Regions from separate parts of the Homo sapiens genome. Here region 2 is linked to region 1. Evidence: read pairs that join two places in POLR2A ChIA-PET (ENCODE). Cell type or tissue: K562. All regions are shown on one strand.

The links. Peaks named below come from ENCODE experiments on the same cell type or tissue, not always from the same donor. Only the 100,000 strongest peaks of a DNase experiment are listed, where the experiment ranks them.
Region 2: POLR2A ChIA-PET joins it to region 1 with 5 read pairs; 24 of 35 experiments call an interaction of 5 or more read pairs at or near these places.

Annotation. Positions count from the first base shown.
Region 1 is chr1:11,668,802-11,673,801 of GRCh38, forward strand. FBXO6 (F-box protein 6) reads left to right here. Exons shown (of 6, transcript NM_018438.6): 2 at 1-143; 3 at 2,465-2,591; 4 at 3,127-3,222; 5 at 4,476-4,611; 6 at 4,814-5,000. Among named protein-coding and RNA genes, the nearest start is that of FBXO6, 7.1 kb to the left of the region's middle. In K562, no CTCF peak of the experiment used is centred here; DNase peaks (open chromatin) are centred at 2,140, 2,354, 2,790 and 3,291.
Region 2 is chr1:11,722,275-11,727,274 of GRCh38, forward strand. It overlaps DRAXIN (dorsal inhibitory axon guidance protein), which reads left to right. Exons shown (of 7, transcript NM_198545.4): 7 at 1-3,583. Among named protein-coding and RNA genes, the nearest start is that of AGTRAP, 11 kb to the right of the region's middle. RefSeq lists an enhancer at 3,938-4,925. In K562, no CTCF peak of the experiment used is centred here; no DNase peak of the experiment used is centred here.

The sequences.
Region 1 (5,000 bases):
CGACCTCATGACCCTCTGGAAACGCAAGTGCCTGCGAGAGGGCTTCATCACCAAGGACTGGGACCAGCCCGTGGCCGACTGGAAAATCTTCTACTTCCTACGGAGCCTGCATAGGAACCTCCTGCGCAACCCGTGTGCTGAAGGTGGCATGGGGGCAGGGTGGAGGCTGCCACCAGGCTCGTTCCTTCTCATCCTTGGGCCTTGGCACTTGCAATTCCCACACTACCTGGAATATTCTCTAACCCTAAACACCCACCTCACTTCCTTGGTTCCTTCTCATTCTTCAGGTCTCAGTTCAGAGACCTGCCCTGTGCTCCCAATCTAAAAACAGCCCTCTCCACCTCTAGCATAGCACCCCCATTTCATGCCCTGTAACACTTTTCACAAGGCGCGGTGGCTCACGCCTGTAATCCCGGCACTTTGGGAGGCCGAGATGGGCGGATCACCTGAGCTCAGGAGTTAGAGACCAGCCTGGTCAAAATGGCAAAGCCCTGTCTCTACTAAAAACACACAAAGTTGGGCATGCTGGCCCACGCCTACAATTCCCAGCTACTTGGGAGGCTGAGGCAGGAGAATCACTTGAACCTGGGAGGCAGAGGTTGCGGTGAGCCGAGATGGCTCCATTGCACTCCAGCCTGGGTGACAAGAGTGAAACTTTTAGTCTCAAAAAAAAAAAAAAAATTTTTTTTTCAGAATTTCCTTATTTTTTTCTGCTACAAACTTCAAGCTCCAGGGGCCAAATGGACCTTGTTTGCCACACTATAGCATCCACAGTGACACCTTCACATATACACACACACACATATGTATACATATACGTATATACACATGTATACATATATACACGTGTATACATATACACATGTATATATGTACACATATATACGTATATATACATATGTATACATATATGTGTATACATATATACATATACATACACACACACACACACACACACACAAGTAGTTGGGATTACAGGCGCCCACCACCATGCCCAGCTAATTTTTGTACTTTTAGTAGAGATGAGGTTTTGCCATGTTGGCCAGGCTGGTCTCGAATTCCTGACCTCAGGTGATCTGCCTGCCTCGGCCTCCCAAAGTGCTGGGATTACAGGCGTGAGCCACCACACCGCCGGGGGCGGTGGCTCACGCCTGTAATCCCAACACTTTGGGAGGCTGAGGCGGGCGGATGACGAGGTCAGGAGATCGAGACCATCCTGGCCAACAAGGTGAAACCCCATCTCTACTAAAAATGTAAAAAAATTAGCTGGGCGTGGTGGCAGGCACCTGTAGTCCCAGCTACTTGGGAGGCTGAGGCAGGAGAATAGCGTGAACCTGGGAGGCGGAGCTTGCAGTGAGCCAAGATTGCGCCACTGCACTCCAGCCTGGGCAACAGAGCAAGACTCCGTCTCAAAAAAAAAAAAAAAAGTGCCCTGGTGATTGCCTGGGCAGCGCCAGTAGAGAAGCGCCATTGTCTTCTAAGGTCCTCTAAGTTCAGTGTGAAGAGGGTGATTGCTCCCCTGCACCCACCAGGCCCACCTAATGGAGGCCCACCCATGAATGTTACCACAGCGCCCAGCCCAAAGGGTACCTGTTCTTCCACTTGGCACTCTTGCCCTGGGCAGAGGCCATCTGAGCCCTATGGGAATCTTGGTTCCCATGACCCACCGACAAACCCACAAACCCATCCTCTAGGGCCTCCAACCTGGGTTATGTAGTTAACCAAGGGCCTCTCCCTCCTGGACATCTGGGATGCCATCTGGGTCAAGTAAGCAGTCTGTGTTGGGATGAACACGTTAGCCTTTTTTAAAAAATTATTTTACTTATTAAAAAAAAAAGGGGGGGGGGGTGTCGCTATGTTCCCCAGGCTGGTCTTGAACTCCTGGGTTCAAGCAATCCACCTGCCTTGGCCTCCCAAAGTGCTGGGATTACAGGCGCAAGCCACCGTGCCCGGCTTCACATTAGTCTTTGAGGACAGTACTCTCACAGGCCTCTCGTAATTTTTTGAGAACTGATACTTGGGTATTTCCCAGAGTTCCACCGCAACATGGAAGTGAGGAAGGGGTTGGTTTAGAATTTCTGGTAACACGCATTCTTTTCTCCAGCTGCGTGTTAGGAGTGAGGCCAGTTTGGGACTGAGTGGGAGGGACAGAGTCAGATCAGAGCTGATATGGTGAGGACAGTTGGGAATGTGTTGGAGGGGTGCTTTGTAGGGGTGCTCCAAGGTGCAGTTGGGGTACACTTGGGCTGGTGGGGTACCTTGGCCACACAATGCCCTTGAGAAGGAACAAGCTGGTTAACCCTTTGGTGTCCACAGCCGCAGAGACCTGAGCATGAGCAAGTCCTGCCTCCCAAGAAGGTCACTAACGCCAACCACCCTCCCTCCCGCCCTCCTGGGACTAAGTGGGGAGGGCTGGACTTTGGATTTACACAGGGGGTCTCACCTTGGCTTCTGTTCTTCCTAGAGGATATGTTTGCATGGCAAATTGATTTCAATGGTGGGGACCGCTGGAAGGTGGAGAGCCTCCCTGGAGCCCACGGGACAGATTTTCCTGACCCCAAAGTCAAGAAGTATTTTGTCACATCCTACGAGTAAGGCAAACTGAACCTACCAGGCTTGCGTGGAGGGGACAGAGGGTCAGGACACCTTTGCCAAGTCTCAGGCAAAGTCTTCCTAAGGGAAGTCCTCTCTGCGAAGCTCGAGGGAGGTGGCCCCAAAACTTGCCCAGAGTCACTGCTTCCTGAAATCACTCAGTGCTGTGTTAATGGACAGTGGGGGTGGGGATCACTGAAGCAGGCCAGGAGTCCATTGGGCAGTTAAGATAAGCCAGGGCTATCTACAGGCATCTGTCCGTAAGCTAGGAACTTGAGTTTACAAAAGTGCCCTGGAACAATGGGCCTTTGGACTGGGATCAAATGCCGCCCAGGCACAAGTGGGTCAAACTCCCTCCTGCACTGGAGGAAAAGCCAGAGTCAGCCCCAGCCAGTGCCTGTCCCGCAGCGGCCAAGGGGTACCCTAGGTCCCCAAACCACCTCCCTGGGCTCACAGGGGCTGCCAAGGCCTGGGTGAGGGGGGGGGCCATGCAGAGCACACCCAGGTATGCAAGCCCCCAACTCTGCTCCCCAGAATGTGCCTCAAGTCCCAGCTGGTGGACCTTGTAGCCGAGGGCTACTGGGAGGAGCTACTAGACACATTCCGGCCGGACATCGTGGTTAAGGACTGGTGAGTAGGGTCCATGGCCTGTGTCCCCACACTCTACATGCTCCTCTTACTGCGCTGCATGTACGTGAGACAACCCATAGCAAGTGCCCACTCTGCACAGCAGTGCCCTGGAGCCAGGTAGCCCCGGCCTCCGCCCCTGCTCTGCACCCACACCCTGCGGCACCTCCTGGCCTCCCCACCACCCTGTGACGTAGTCAACAGGACACAGTAGCCCCAGTGTGCAGGTGAGGAGGCTGAGGCCCCCAGGTGCACTGTCATGGACAGGCACTTTTTTTTTTTTTGAGACGGAGTCTCGCTCTGTCACCCAGGCTGGAGTGCAGTGGCGTGATCTTGGCTCACTGCAACCTCCGCCTCCCATGTTCAAGCGATTCTCCTGCCTCAGCATCCTGAGTAGCTGGGATTACAGGTGCCCACCACTACACCCGGCTATTTTTTTTTATATTTTTAATACAGACAGCGTCTTACCATGCTGGTCAGGCTGGTTTCAAACTCCTGACCTCAAGTGATCCACCCACCTCGGCCTCCCAAAGTGCTGGGATTACAGGTGTGAGCCACTGTGCCCAGCCACTGTGCACTGACAGGCACTTGGGCAACAGAGGACCTCAGCCCTCTCTGGACTGGGTGGGAACCCCCAGGTCCCCTGACCTACCTGCCTCCCCTGCCCCTTTCCCTATTCATCCCATGACTCTTTTTGGAGCTCCTACTCTGTGCACAGAACTGTGCCAGGCTCTGGCTTGGCCGGTGGCAGAAGCAGGACCCCAGTTCTAGGCAGGCCCCAGGGCTGCCACTCTGAGGATAAAGCGGTGAGGATGGAGGGGTATGCAGAGCTGCAGGGGGGAGAGGTGGCTGGGCTGAGCAGAGGGTGAGCTTTGTGCCAGCCCCATTACACAGGCCACCCCCTTGACTCTCCCACTGAATCCACAGCCTGGTCCATTGTAAGTACAGGTGACATGGCTTGGACAGACCAGGCCTCTCTGGAGGGGTCTTTTGATTTTTGAGGTCATATCTTTAGTAGGATGCCCAAAAGGGTCCCTCTTCTCAGATGGGGTAACAGAGGCCAGCATGGACAGACAGCTTATCCCCGGGCCACAGTGGGGCATAGGGAGCGCTGAAGCCAGCTGGGCCTTGCAGGCAGAGCAGTGTCAGCTGATGGGAGATGAAGCTCCGAGCTCCAATGTATAGGTCCCACCTGCCCCCACCCCTGGGGCCAGCCCTCGGTGGCTTGGACACAGGGCTCTCAACCCCTCCACCAGGTTTGCTGCCAGAGCCGACTGTGGCTGCACCTACCAACTCAAAGTGCAGCTGGCCTCGGCTGACTACTTCGTGTTGGCCTCCTTCGAGCCCCCACCTGTGACCATCCAACAGTGGAACAATGCCACATGGACAGAGGTGAGGCCTCACCCACTTGCTCTCTCTACCCACTCCTCCCAGGGCCAGGATGGCAGGAAGCAAAGGGCAGCCTCAGGGCCCAGGGTGCCCCTGCTGGCCTGGAGCTGTTGCCTTCCAGCCTGGGCAGCTCTCTTAGAGGACCTGGCTCCTGCCTTCCCCTCCCCCGTCCCGGTGGTCACTTCCTCTCCCTTCCTCCCAACAGGTCTCCTACACCTTCTCAGACTACCCCCGGGGTGTCCGCTACATCCTCTTCCAGCATGGGGGCAGGGACACCCAGTACTGGGCAGGCTGGTATGGGCCCCGAGTCACCAACAGCAGCATTGTCGTCAGCCCCAAGATGACCAGGAACCAGGCCTCCTCCGAGGCTCAGCCTGGGCAGAAGCATGGAC
Region 2 (5,000 bases), 53 kb after region 1:
AGAAAGCCCAGCATTACTATGGCTGGGGGACAGCTGTTAGATGGTCCTAGGACATCAGCCATGGAGAACACAGAGGGTCAGGACAAAGCTAAAATGCCCATAGAACTGCCACTGGTTGCCAGGGTAGTTCCATGGTTGGAAATTCAAGGCCCGTCTCTTTGCCCTAGCTATCTCTATTTGACATTTCCAAAGAGGGATGGGTGGATGGAACCTCTTAACTCCAGAGCTGGGAATCCCAAAGCCCTCTCAAGTGTCTAACCAACCTCTCTGCCAGGAAGTTCTTCCTTAGGTCTATCTTAAATTTATTTTGCTCATACAGAAGCCAGTTTCCTCTAATCCAGGGTTTAGCAAACTTTTACTGTGAGGAGCCAAATAAACATTTTAGGATTTGCAAGCCATCTGATCTCCACCAGCTACTCAGCTCTGCCGTAGCTCGAAGCAGCCACAGAGAGTGTGTAAATGAATTCATGGCTATGCTCCAGGAAAACTATTTCTGGACACACATGTGAATTCTGTATACTTTTCACATGTCACAAAATATTATTCTCTCTTTCCTTTTTTTTTTTTTTGGAGATGGAGTTTTGCTCTGCTGCCCAGGCTGGAATGCAGTGGCTCAGTCTCAGCTCACTGCAACCTCTTCATCCCAGGTTCAAGCAATTCTCCTGCCTCAGCCTCCCAAGTAGCTGTGACTACAGGCATGTGCCACCACACCTGGTTAATTTTTGTATTTTTAGTAGAGATAAGGTTTTACCATGTTGGCCAGGCTGGTCTCAAACTTCTGACCTCAGGTGATCCGCCCGCCTCAGCCTCCCAAAATGCTGGGATTACAGGTGTGAGCCACCGCACCTGGCCATAAAATATTATTAGTTTAATTTTCTAAAACCATTTAAAAGTGCAAAAACTGCTCTTTGCTTGCCAACTGCGCAAAACCAGGCAGTGGGGCAGATTTGGCCTGAGGGTCACGGTTTGCCAACCCCTGCTCAAGCCTGCTCACTCTCAACGCTGGCTGCACGTTGCAATAATCCAGGAACATTCACAGGCCTGGGGCCCACCCACAAAGCTTCTGTTTTGTTTGGTCTGGGCTTCATAGTTTTTCTCCCAGGTAACTTCAGGTGCAGCTGGGGCGGAGAGTCTCTGCTCTCCCCTTCCATCTGTAGCAGTGTGGCTGGTGTTAAATCCACCTATTCCACCTCTCACAGCTTTGGCAACCTTAGGAAAGTTTCTTAAGGTCTCTGTGCCTTGATTTTTTCATCTGTAAAATGGGAATAATAACTCTCCCTTCATAGGGTTGTTGTGAGTAGTGAATGCATACTTCTTTTTTTTTTTTTTTCTTTTGAGACAGAGTTTCACTCTTGTTGCCCAGGCTGGAGTGCAGTGGCACGATCTCGGCTCACTGCGACCTCTGCCTCCTGGGTACAAGTGATTCTCCCGCCTCAGCCTCTCGCGTACCTGGGATTATAGGCAAGCATCACCACGCCCGGTTACTGTTTGTATTTTTAGTAGAGATGGGGTTTCACCATGTTGGCCAGGCTGGTCTCAAACTCCTGACCTCAGGTGATCCCCCCGTCTCAGCCTCCCAAAGTGCTGGGATTACAGGCATGAGCCAGCATGCCTGGCCTGTGAACGCAGAATTCTTATAAGGTGTTTAGAACAGTGCCTAGCACCTAATAAACCTCCAGTGTTAGCTAATTTGTTATTCTAGGAGAATTTTAGATGTCGGTTCTTTGACAATGACCCATCACATACTCTGAGATCATTTCTAAGTCACCATTCAAGCTCCTTCCCCAAAGTGTGTTCCATAGAACACTGGGACCATGAGATGCTCTATTAGAAAGGGTCAGGGTACGGTTCCATGGTCAGAGAGGTTTGGAAAACTGTTCTGGCCTCAGCCCTTGGCAGCATGTGCAGATTCCAGGCACCGAGGCAGGGCTGGAGGAGTAAGTGGCTTTGCAATAAAATGGGTGCTGGAGTCTAAAATGATACCCTGGGTGGAGTGGGGGAGCTGAGCAGGAGGCCAGGTGGCAACCAGTAGCTGCTGGGCCCGTGGCCTGAACCCTCCTGCACTCCTCCAGCTGGAGTCTCACCGCGGATCCCAGGAATACCTGCTGTTCCCACAGGGCTGCCTTTCCGTAGTTTGTCTGGAGACACCAAGAGTGGTTTCCATGCCTGCTGGGAATAGGCTGAGCATGCAATGACATGAGGGCCAAGGCTTGTGGGAAAATGACAGCTTCACAGCCCCTTGAGGAGTGACCAAGCCACAAAGTAAATCCTAAAGCCACAACCCCTTCTACCACTGAGCTGCTGGAGGTGGGTCCTTATTTCAAGCCATATTCAACCCACCCAACAAAACCTAACATTGAGGTGGTGGGCACACGGCCCCTGCCGTGGGGCTCACTCTGCAGCTGGAGAGACAGCATACCTGAAACCTGCAAGGAACCGGTTTATAAAACAACAGAACAGCCAGGAAAATGGTGCTAGGAGAGACAGTGGAGAGGCCAGAGAAGCAAACCACTGTGGCTCCTCACTGGGGGTTTCACGGGGTTGGACTGAGCCCTGTCACCTCTGTGATAGTCTTCACTCTGACAGGCAATGGTGACTGTGTGTGTTTCCTGGGGAGGAGGTTAGCAGGGACGGTTGCCTTTCCTGGGAAGGGCAGTTTGCAGAACCAGGGGTTTATATTGCAGGGAGTGTATTTTCTGAATTCTAAGTCAGAACAAGCAGTCTGATACAGGATCCATGGCTGGGTCACTTCTGGGTGCAAGAGGCTTTCTAGACCTTAGACACTCAAGATTACGGTCCCGGGCCAGTAACAGCACCTGGGAGCTTGGTAGAAATGCAGAATCTTAGCCTAGGCAACATAGGGAGACCTCATCTCTGCAAAAAATAACAAAATTAGCCGGGCATGGTGGTGCACACCTGTAGTCCCAGCTATTCTCCAGGCTGAGGTGGGAGGATCGCTTGAGCCCAAGAGGTTGAGGCTGCAGTGAGCCATGATCGCACCACTGCACTCCAGCTTAGGCAATACAGCGAGACCTTGTCTCAAAAAAAGACAAAAAAAACAAAAAGAAATGTAGATTCTTGGGCCCCACCACCCCACGCCTACTGAGCCAGAATCTCTGGGGGTGGGGCCCAGCCATTTGGCTTTTCACAAGTTCTCCAGGTCATTCTTGGGCACGATCAAATTTGAGAATCACAGGTCTAGGATACGACGGGGAAAACAGAAATGTGGGGTGGTCAGGGACATTCGGATAATTCGGGCTATTTGTATTCAGGTGTGAGCTGGCAAATCCGAGACCTGTTTTGCGTAGCTAATTACCAGCAATGACAAACTCCCAGGCTCTGAGGCCCAAGCCTCCTGGGCTGCAACTGGTCTTTATTTTTGGAGGCAATGAATGGAGCACCTCGGCCTGGGACCCTCAGTGTAGGGTTTTCTGACTCTTAGGCAACTTCCTAGGGTGCTGTACTTCCTTTTTAAAGTTGGGGAGCGGCAGGGGGAGGGGGAAGTGCCACGCCCTTGTAGTTTCATGATGTCATGTTGCATGTGCTCTTGAGCTGTAAATAAAGAGACGATGGTTAAAAAGCCCACCTGGTGTCTCTCTTTGTTCCTCCAGGAGACGGTCTGTCTGTGCTGGTAGTGAGCTCTACAGGGGCATTTGGAGGGGATCCTTAGCCTGGTATTCCACCTATGACTTCTCAACACACTGGACTGAGCATTTGCCCTGAGCTAAGCAGCAAACAAGGCAGACAGGACCCCTGCCCTCGCCTGGTCCTCATCATAATCCCTCAGCCAGACCTCTTGACTGCGAGTCTCAGATTTTTTTGTTGTTTTTTTTTTTTTAGACAGAGTCTTGCTCTGTCACCCATGCTGGAGTAAAGTGGCACGGTCTCGGCTCACTGCAACTTCTGCCCCCCAGGTTCAAGCAATTCTCCTGCCTCAGCCTCCCGAGTAGCTGGGATTACAAACGTGTGCCACCACGCCAGGCTACTTTTTGTATTTTTAGTACAGACGGGATTTCACCATGTTGGCCAGGCTGGTCTCAAACTCCTGACCTCAAGTGATCCACCCACCTCGGCCTCCCAAAGTGCTGGGATTACAGGCATGAGCCACCGCACCTGGCCGGAGTCCCAGATTTTTATCTCCCTACCCATTTTAGGGTTGGGGCAGCTGAGGTCCGAAAGAGATTCTGAGGTGGGTTGCAGCAGGCCGGTCCCCAGCAGCTTCCTTCCGAGCCAAGGTGGCCGAGTGCAGAGAAGAGCAGAAGCGGGACTCCTGCAAGATAAGAAAGGACAAGGCAGCTCAACAGAAGCCAGGGCTGGGGCAGGGTCAGTTGCCATCTTGGGAAAGGGCATGAACTGGTGAGGGGGTGGCCTGGCTTGGCACCAGGAAGGACATCTCTTATCGTGGTGGCAGTTCCAGCCAGTGCCGCCCAGCTCTGCTGACCAGGGCTTCCTCGGGCAGGCTGTTATGTCTCCCAGTGACCTTGATCCTAAAGCCAAGGTGGGGCCCAGACACCCCTGGGGGCCGTGGTGACCACAGAGATGGGGCGCCCTGAGAGCCTGGTGTCCGTATCTGCAGAGACGTCTCTGCCTAGCCAGGACAGGGAAAATCAGGCTTCCCAAATCCAGGGTTTCCTAAAACATGGGTCCTCGGACCCCCAGCATCAGAATCCTGTGGACGGCAAGCCCAGGTTTCTGAGCCCCACCTGGGCCTCTGACTCAGAATTCCAGGCATGGGCTTGGGAATCTGCACAACTGAAACTCAAGTCTGAGAGCTGCTGCACCAAATCTTCTGAGAACTCACAGTCCTCCCCACACAGCCCCAGGTGGCTGGAGGAGCTCCCACGGGGGATGGTTCTGAGGAGCTGAGCCCAGAAGGCCTGTACCCCTCCAAGAGACTTTGCAAGTCATACCCTCTCTGCCCACTACTCAACTCTGCCATCGTCGTATGAAAGCAGCCATGGATCACACAGAAACAGATGCATGCAAATGAGTGAGCACAG